Linked DNA regions of Homo sapiens: region 2 is linked to region 1. The links are chromatin loops, found by intact Hi-C in ENCODE. Cell type or tissue: heart right ventricle. All regions are shown on one strand.

Region 1 (5,000 bases):
CCATGTTACTTCTCTGTGTGTTAACAGAGAATAGGAAATACACAAATAAGGGTTGTGTTTTCCTTCTCCTCTGAGTTACTTTTATTTTTTCCCCTTAGAATTCCTTGATCTATGAACTTTTCTCTGTTATGGTTCATTCTGGGAGCGCTGCTGGTGGTCATTATTATGCATGTATAAAGTCATTCAGTGATGAGCAGTGGTACAGCTTCAATGATCAACATGTCAGCAGGGTAAGGAGGTGTCCTTTAAGATTATTACTCTGAAAGGTGGGAGTAAGGATGTTTCTAAACAACAGTAAAGTTTATTAAGAATGAGTGAATCTGTCTAGTGATACATCTTAAGACCCATATCAAATCTGTCTTTAATTTTTGCTTTTAGTAAAGTTCTTGCCTTTGTTTATTATTTCTTTGTTTTGCTTTGTTTTGTTTGGGGCTTGCTGAATATCTCCAGAGATAGACTACCAATTTTCCTCTGGGCCTGAACCTTCATAGGTGCTACTTGTGCTTCACGTGTGATTAGGAATACTAGAACTGGCTGGCTGGTAAGCAGCCACTGATTATGATTAAATTTTGTGAATTGGTAGCTGTGTGAGCAATCATGAAGGTCTTTGATAGCATTTAACTCTGAGGCTAAAGATTGAGTTACATATTGACGTTAATGTGATAGTGTTATAGAATTTGCAAAAAAAATCATGTAACACATTTTCAGATAACACAAGAGGACATTAAGAAAACACATGGTGGATCTTCAGGAAGCAGAGGATATTATTCTAGTGCTTTCGCAAGGTAAGCAATTTCCTAATTTTCAGTGTTTAAAAGTTAGAATTAATTATAGCTTCTCAGTGTTTTTTTATCATCAAAGATTTAACCAAGGGATTGAGGAACTACAACCCATGAGCCAAATCCAACCTGCCTCCATATTTTGGAAATAAAGTTTGAACACTGACATAGCCATTTGTTTCTATATTATGTGTTAATGCTTTTACACTATAATAACATAGTTGAGTAGTTGCAGCACAGACCATATGGCCTGCAAAGCCTGTGATTTTTACTATTTGGTCCTTGCTGGAAACAACTTGCTGGCCCCTGACTTAACTGTTGTATGTAGACATTCCAATACACAGTTTTGTTAAAGACTTTACTGTATTACCAAGAGGAGATACGGAATCTTCTCTAAATGTGATAAGAGGAAACAGATTTTCCTCTTATCTGGAATGTTTTAAATCTCAGTGTGTCTGTGAACAGTGACATGATTTTCTAATTGTTTTTTAAAAAATCACAATTTAAATATTTCATGCTTAGAAGTGGAATCTTTTTAATCTACTTTTTGTCCTTATTAATCTTTTTTATGTTTCTACTAGTTCCACAAATGCATATATGCTGATCTATAGACTGAAGGATCCAGCCAGAAATGCAAGTATGTTTACCTACAGTTATTTGATTTTAATTTGTGTTATAAACTAATTTCTTTTGTAAGTTTGCAAACCCAGATAACTACTTTTAAATGATAGGATAATTAAGTTGTTTTATGCCTGGAAGAATTATTTACAAAGACTGTTACAAAATAATACCAAATGTTAAGGACCTTGAAAAAATGTTGTTGAATTATTTTTTAATATATGAAGAGACAAAACTACATTAAATAAATTGAATGTTTATTAGTAGTAAGATTATATTATGTGCAGTCTGATGTAGGGACGATAACATTTTTGGAATTATTGCTTTTAAAATATTGCAGTGTTTGTTTTTTCTTGCTAATTCTGACTCAGGCTGTATTACAAATATCTAGGGGGGTGTGTACAGATACATATACAGGTGATGTGTTTGCTCATAGTCTTTTCATAATTAAAAAAAATATAATCACAATCTTTGATTTCAGTATATTTCCTTTGTTTAGACACTACCGTTGCTATTAGTAAATCTGTTTCAAGCATTATGTTTTTATTCACATTTTTGTAAACCCTCATTAGATGGTGAATTCAATTGGTACAAGGCTTAGGACTTACTCATCTTTTCACATAAAGTATATTCTAGGATCTGTCATATAGTAATGTTCAATAATTTACTATGGAATTATTGAAAAAATAAATGGAAATTATAGTAAGTCATTTCAGAACAGAGATTTAAGAGCAGAAGTAATCATTTGTACTGTATTATAAAGAAACTACCCCAAAGAGTAAGCTGACCCAGGTCATAGCTATCTGGAAGCAGAGCCAGTATTGTAATTCATGTCCCTCACGTGGACCCAACCTTCCAATAGTGCAATAACTCAGCCTTCTTTTACTCCCCCAACTCTAGTTTTGTTATAAAGCACCAGAGGGCGCTGTATGACATGACATGGAATATTTTTTAAATTAGAGTTCTTTCCTAGAAACAACAGCTTTTACCTTTTACGGACACATGCTGTTTTTGATAAAATTTTTTTCCCCTTTTTAATGCCAAATAATCATTGGCTTTATTAAATGGTGTCATAATTTCATATTGTCCCTTTGAATGCTTTGAGTTACATATGAAGTTGTAATTATTAAGAAAAACTTTCGTAAAAATGATTATATGTGAGTCTATAGTAATGATTTTTTGCATATACTTTATTCTTTTAACTAATTGTTTAAAAGTAGCCTCACAAATTATATCAGGCTGTCCTCGCATTGCTATAAAGAAATACCCAAAACTGAGTAATTTATAAAGAAAGATTTAATTGTCTCACAGTTCTGCAGGCTTTGCAGGAAGCATGATGCTAGCATCTGCCCAGCTTCTGATGAAGCCTCAGGGAGCTTTCAGTCATGTCAGAAGGCAATATGGGAGCAGGCATTTCACATGGCAAAAGCAGGAGCAAGCAAGTTCCGGGGTTGGGGGAGGGGTGCCACACACTTTTAAATGACCAGAACTCATGAGAACTCAGTATGGCAAAGAAAGCACCAAGCCATGAGGCTTGACCCAGACATCTCCCACCAGGCCCCACCTCCAGTATTGGGGATTCCAATTCAACATGAGATTTGGGCGAGGACAGATGTCCAAACTATATCACATAATCATCACTTTTTGTATTCAAATGAATCTTGACCATATAGAGAGGGAGAAATCCAATAGATGAAGGTGTCAGTTTTATGACTCTGCATTCTTTGGTTAGGAAGCAGCTAAAGACTGCTTTGAGAACACAGGAAAGATAATAGTAAACAAATGGGTAGTACTCAGTAGCAGCAACAGCAGCAGTATTTATTAAGTTTTATTGTATCTCAGGTAGTAACTTTATGGGGTAGATGATATTAATAAGCTGAAGAGACCTACATTTGGAGAAGTAAACTTGCCCAAGGTCACACAGTTTGATGGGGATGGCATGATTTGAAGTCAGAAATTATTTTCAAGTTGCAGAGAGCTTTTTCATTCTAAAATATTAATCCACATACTGGAGTTGTTCTGGAGCCAAGAGCCATTTTGAATAAATACATGGCTCTTTAAGATATGGACCTAACCATGTGTCCCTGTTAACTGTCTCTTAACCCTTTTCTGGACGAAGCTTGTATTCCAAGTTGAGAGAAGGATGTAATGGAGATATATCTCCATGAGTGCTACAGTAGAAGTATATACCATGAGAGCATAGTGAAGCAGGATGAATAAAGGCAGCTCAGTTTCAGTGACACTGTCTTATCCTGTTTTTATTACTAATAGAATTTCTAGAAGTGGATGAATACCCAGAACATATTAAAAACTTGGTGCAGAAAGAGAGAGAGTTGGAAGAACAAGAAAAGAGACAACGAGAAATTGAGCGCAATACATGCAAGGTTGAATTCCATCATTTTATTTTTAATTGAAAGTGCTATTTTTAAGCTCGCTTACCTGCAATTCTAATGACTAACTCATTGGGTTGATTCTGAGACAATTATGCTATCATGATCATTGAACAGTGTAACCAACTATACTATAAAGGTAAAATTTGATTTGATTTGATGTGTAAAAACCCAGTAACATGTAGTGACGGTGCTCAGTGCTGGTGAAGCCACAGTTGAGGTAGACACATTCTCTTATCCTACTAAAAGAAAATAAATCCGTAAAAACTGGATAGAAATTGAGTAGTATTTATCAAGAGCCTTAAGCAAAATCATATTTTTTAATATAATTTCTCTTATGGAATTACCTAAGGAAATAATCATAATTACTGTAATAATCTTGATTACAGGGATATTCATTATAGCATTTTCCAAATTAGGGAAAAATTGGAAACAACACAAATGTATATTGGTAGGGGAATGATTACATAAATATGATACATGCTTATAAGGAAACATGCAGTTGTTAAAATTAATGTTTTTGAATTTTTGTATGGTGTGAGACATAACTGGTGTCAATTACTAAGTGAGAAAGAATAGATAGAAGAGTGATCTCAATTATGTTCTTTTAAAAAATTGCAGTATTTTGACAATTAGGAATAAATGCTATCTACGGAAGAATTGAACTTTGGAACTGCAGAGTTGATGATGATATTTTACATTTTCTAGATAAAATTATTCTGTTTGCATCCTACAAAACAAGTAATGATGGAAAATAAATTGGAGGTTCATAAGGATAAGACATTAAAGGAAGCAGTAGAAATGGCTTATAAGGTATGTTTAATTGCATCATTGGCATTTACTTACTAATACAACAGTATTAACATAATTTCCCAAGTTTTTATAATGGATAATAGTTATATAAACACTGGCAGTAACCTTGGTAACTGGTTAATTTATCTCTTACCGAGTATATTTATACCTCTCCTTTGGAGCATAGTCAGTTGATTTTGAAAATTTTCTCCCTCTGGAAGCCATTTGAAGTTTCTAGATCCCAGAATTAAAATTAGGAACAGAATGTTTATTTGCTCTTTCTATTCATTTAACATACATTTCATGAGTGTTTACTATATGAAACATTAGAGATATTAGAGTGAATAAGATAACATGAGGTGTTAGAGATACCAAAGTGAACAAGGCGTGGTCACTGCCTTCATGGAGTTTACAATCTACT
Region 2 (5,000 bases), 320 kb after region 1:
TCCTTCTAAGAGACGGCAGGGAGCAGCCTGCTGGAAACATGCAGAGCTGCTGGGTAAGACAGAGATGCTGTCAGCCACTAAGCGTGTCCCCATCACATCAGCATCACACCGGCTGAGGCCCTGCCTGCTGCTGTCTCTGGCTCTTCAGGCAGCCCTCCCCTGAGGACTCGGCTCCCTATCAGCCATTAGTTAATTTTGCTCCTCCAGAAGGGAGGCCATTGCTGATCTGGTCTGTGGCATGGCTGCTGGCCATTTGCCACGCTGGTGAGCTCTTGCAAGAAGAAGAAGGCACAGCCTTTGCACAGCTGGGCAGGGGGGCCCTTCACTGGGCTGGGAGCTACCCTTCAGTCCTCCTGGGTCAGAAGAGCACTGAGCATTGCAAAAGGAGCTTTCTCCACCAATGTCACTCCAAAAGCCAATGTGTGAACATTCATTCCTTCAACAAATTTAATTTTTTTGTTTTTTTGGAGACAGGGTCTCTCTCTGTCACCCAGGACAGAGTGCAGTGGTATGATCATAGCTCACTGCGTCCTCAAACTTTGGGACTCGAGTGATCCTCCTGCCTCAGCCTTCCACCCCTGAGTACCTGGGACTATAGATGTGAATCACCACCCTCAGTAAACAAATATTTATTGAATGAAAATCCATTGTTAGGCATTTCAGGCTGTCAGGATATGTATTGATGAATAAGAGTTAAATCTCTGCCCTAATGAGGCTTACACCCTACAAGCCTACAACAATCAATATATCAGTAAATTATATAATGTGTTAGAGGGCAAGATAATATTTCCTATGAAAAAATTAGAGCTGGTGGTGGGGACCTGGAATGCTGGGGAGGGAAGGGTGGCAATTTTAAATGGAGTGGTTGGGTGGGGGCTGGAGAGCTCTTCCTGTGATGGTGAGAACTGAGCAGGAGCAGAGTCACAGGTAAGAAGGCAAAGGCTCAGGGAGGAGACTGGAGCCCAGCGTTCGGACTCCCAGGCCAGTGCTCTCCTGTGTCCTGCAGAAGCCACGCATGCATGGAGGCCTTGTCAGAGGCCCAGAGGCTGTGTGCATGTAAACCCTCACACTCAGGGACAGGGAGGGCTTTGGGGTGGCCAACCCCAGATCTGCTGTCCCCACCTCTACAGCTTTGTTCCTTGCTCCTCCCCAGTTGTGGTAGAACAATTGCCCCATTTTTGTTCTTTTAAAAAATTCTTTCTCCCTAGCCAGCGTTGGCCATTAGATGATGTAATTGGGCTATTTCGACAGCTTCCAACATCTTAATTATTGGCTGATGTTTCTTTCACAGTATGGCTGGGAATGATGGAGGACCTCTTAGAATGGACTCTTGGGCAAGTCACTTAGCCTCTCTGTGCCTCAGTTTCTCTGAATACCTACACTCGCAGGTTCATGCAGGTCACACTGTGAGGCCATTTTAGGCAGTTATGGATGGAGTGGTGAGTTTCTGGTTTCAAGCAGTCTTAGAAAGGATATTGCCAGCCTCACCCATTGCCTTGACTTCCCTCACTCCCCAAACTCTGCCCCACCATTGATTCAGCACTGGGCTTTGCACATGCAGAATTTGGCAGAATCACAACCACCTCTAGGGAGAGAACTGGCTGTTCCTTAAAGTAGGTGATGATTTGGTGATAAACAGATTTATTCTATCCTGGTGCAGCTCAGGGAGTTTCTCTCCTAGAGTCTGGGGCCTTAATACTTCTTCCAAACAGATTTTGGGCTGCTCTTTTTGCTCAATGGACCCAAGTTCACCTGAATTCAGGGGAGCAAGAGGAAGAAAAATGCACTTGGAAACTGATGCTTAGTCCTTGACAACTTCCTGGCAGGCAGCATGTCTCTGTTCCTGCCCTATGGTCTTCCACACTGATTCCGAGGATCCGTGAATAATAATCTCCTCATGGGAACAGACTTAGCCAAACTTACTATGAGGAGCAATTGTTACTCACAGGGATGCAAACTTGAGTTGCTGACTCCAAGACAGGGAGCCAGGGCTCTGCCTTCAGACTCCACTTGCCCGCCCTCTCAGATTGATATTCCACTTTAAAATTCAGAGTGGTGCTGTGGGTTTCTTGGCCTGAATGGTCACAGGGAGTCTTGAGGGCTCTCACGGGGGGCTCAGATCCTTGGCAGAGTCTGTCTTTCCAGGCTGTGGACTGTGAGACCTATGCCCAGTTTTATGTCCCCAGAACCATTTCCTCATCTATCCCACCAAACCAGCCCTCTTCTGTGATCTCAGCTCCCTATCAGCCGTTAGTTACTTTCGCTCTTCCAGAAGGGAGGCCACTGTGCTGCTCTGGCCCATGGAATGGCTATTGGCTGCTGGCTGTTTGCCATGCCGTTGAGCTCTTGCAGGAACAAGAAGGCACTGAGCGTTTGCACAGCTGGGCAAGTGGGAGGGGTGGGGGCCTTCACTGGGCTGGGAATTGCCCCTCAGTCCTCCAGGGTCAGAAGAGCACTGAGCATTGCAAAAGGAGCTTTCTCTACCCTTGGGGTGTTTGTTTTAAAACTGGATTTGCAGGGTTTACTCGAGAGATTTGCATAGTAGAGAGAAACAGGGAAATGCTGGGAAGTTTTGTCTGGGGCATCCCGCCTTTGTTTGACCTGGTAGGAGGATAAATCTCAGGGACAGGTCTCAAGGCTGCCTCCAACCTCACTGTTCCTCCTTCTATCCTGGGAATAGAGCTAGGCAACCTTTTGGAGGTCTCCTGTGTGCATCCCAGCTTGGGGGATTTTAATTTGCGTAGTGCTGGTGTGGAAGAAGGATATGAGTTTCAAATCAGACTTCAGTTCAGAGCACCAATTACTCACTGTGTGGCCTTGGACAAGTTTGTGAACCTCTCTGAGCATTAGTTTCTTAACCTATAAAGTGGAGAGGACAGCAACTACTCTTGAGGGTAACTGGAATACTGCAATGTCCTAACCTATGCAAAATGCCTGAAGTATCCTGTAAAGCTTCTCTTTCCCCAGTGGAAGAGAATTCGGAAAGAAAGCTTATTTACCTAAAATGCATGTTGATCCCTCTCTTTCTAAAGGAAAAGAAGTCACCTTCAGGGTTCCATTTTCATCCCAGCCATTTGAGAACAGTGCATCCTCAGGTGAGTTAGAGCCTCCCTGAACTTCAGCTGCCTCACCTGCAAAGGGGGATTATCAGACCCACCTGCAGGGCTCTGGGAGTTAAGCGCATATGATCAGCAGCAGTACAGTGCCTGGCACCAGGGGACGAAGGTGGGCAGACATGTGCTTGTACTGGGAGCTCACAGCCCCTAAGGCCTGCCTGCGTCTCAGCTCTGAACTTGTAATTTCCAGACACCCTTGAACACAGTGATTTCAGTTCTTTGCCTGCCCTCCTACCCCCAGCCCTGGGCATATGGCCGAGGAATCAGATCCAACAGGCTGTCCTCTGATGTCTTCTCATACAGGGACTCCTCAGTGAGGATGTCCTTGCCCAAGTGGATCCAACAGACCACCTCTAGCCCTACGTGTCAAAAGCTCCCCTTCCTGTGAGCCCTCTCTTCTGAGGCCCTGCACATTCTGCTCTCACTGCTGCCTTACCCACGTGGGCTTGCTCGATGCTCCTGGCAGGCTGTGTGGCCACAGGTGGCCAAACTCAGCGGAGAAGTGTAGCCGGGACACCTGGTAATCTTGGCTCAGTTCCAGGCACAGGGAGGAACGTTTCCATTGTTCTCACACAAACAGGGCCTGGAGCCTGCTTTTTCCTGCATTCGCAGTTTCTGCCTTGTGCCAGGAATGTCGAGGTGAATAAGACAGGTCACTCAGGGAGTGCAAACTGAGGAAGAGATGGGCCAGCTCGGTGCAGTGTGAGGAACGCTCTGATATCTAGGCGGGGACCATCATTCTGCGTGGGGTCACAGGATCACTTGGAAAATGCCTCTTTGTAGAGGTCTAGCCATCGTCTGCAGCCTCTGGCATGGGTGCGTGTGACAACAGCTGCGTCGCCGTGTTTCTATCTAGATTGGCTCTGGGGAGAGGAGGCAGGGAGCTCGTCCTGTGTGGGCCATGCCACTCTTGTGCAGAGGAAAGTGATTTAAGACAAGAGAGAAGTCCCAGAACATGGAAATGCAAAGCTGCACAAACGGCCGTGCTTTGTTTTAATTTTTGTGGGTACGTAGTAGGTGTATATATGCATGGGGTACATGAGATGTTTGAATACAGGCATGCAATGTGAAATAAGCACATCACAGAGAATGGGGTATCCATTCCCTCAAGCATTTATCCCAATGGCCGTGCTTTGGACTCACTATCTGCCGCGTGCCTCCTGCATGGCCCAGGTTCTTTCAGGAGTCTTTTCCTCAGCCCTGCAAGGTTGGTGGAAGTCTCTCCATTTTACAGATGAAGAAGTTGAGGCTCACAGAAGGGAAATGGCGTATGTGAGGTTAACCTCGTGTAATGTGAGATGATTGCCCTCCTGAAATGTTCTAATTAATTTGCTGAAAAATAATTAGAATTCAAAAGGCAGGAAAAGGTAATGAAAAGCACCTAAATTCTTGAAAATTACAAGAATATTGAGAGATATTTAAAGGGTTGCAAAAGCAGTCCCATGGGACTTTGAAATTACTAGTTCTTAAAAAAACTAGAGGCTGGAACATGATCATCTTTGACCAGATCATCAGATTGTCCAACTTTGCATTTAGATGAATTGTTCCCAGCCTAATTATAAGCTCTTCTCTTGACCAGCCTCCCCAGGAGTGTGGTGTCTTGCCATCAATGCATGCTTCTGTTTGGTAGGAACCACTGGACTGGCTCTAACCCTGAGGTCCACACCAGGGTGACTTATCTAGGATTTCTCCATGAGTTGAGCATTTATTTCTCAGGATCGTGAGAACCTGAGCAGTGCTACTCAAAGTGTGGGCCACAGGCAGGGACTGGGCTGTAATCCCATGATTATAGCAAGTGAGAGAGAGTAAGTGTTGGAAACTTGTAGAACCATTTGATATTGCCACACATTCAAGTGTGTGATCATATTTCTAGTTTATTTTCAT

What was found. Hi-C counts contacts between places; a loop is a spot of excess contacts. Peaks named below come from ENCODE experiments on the same cell type or tissue, not always from the same donor. Only the 100,000 strongest peaks of a DNase experiment are listed, where the experiment ranks them.
Region 2: a loop joins it to region 1, with 2.2 times the contacts of the local background. A loop is called at or near these places in 6 of 110 quality-filtered maps.

Annotation. Positions count from the first base shown.
Region 1 is chr11:11,929,336-11,934,335 of GRCh38, forward strand. USP47 (ubiquitin specific peptidase 47) reads left to right here. Exons shown (of 28, transcript NM_001282659.2): 12 at 99-230; 13 at 709-785; 14 at 1,361-1,416; 15 at 3,669-3,781; 16 at 4,496-4,600. Among named protein-coding and RNA genes, the nearest start is that of DKK3, 77 kb to the right of the region's middle. In heart right ventricle, CTCF peaks have their summits at 2,311 (motif pointing right) and 2,534; no DNase peak of the experiment used is centred here.
Region 2 is chr11:12,246,152-12,251,151 of GRCh38, forward strand. It overlaps MICAL2 (microtubule associated monooxygenase, calponin and LIM domain containing 2), which reads left to right. Exons shown (of 28, transcript NM_001282663.2): 22 at 3,033-3,095. Among named protein-coding and RNA genes, the nearest start is that of MIR6124, 85 kb to the left of the region's middle. In heart right ventricle, no CTCF peak of the experiment used is centred here; a DNase peak (open chromatin) is centred at 2,330; H3K27ac peaks cover 1,841 bases.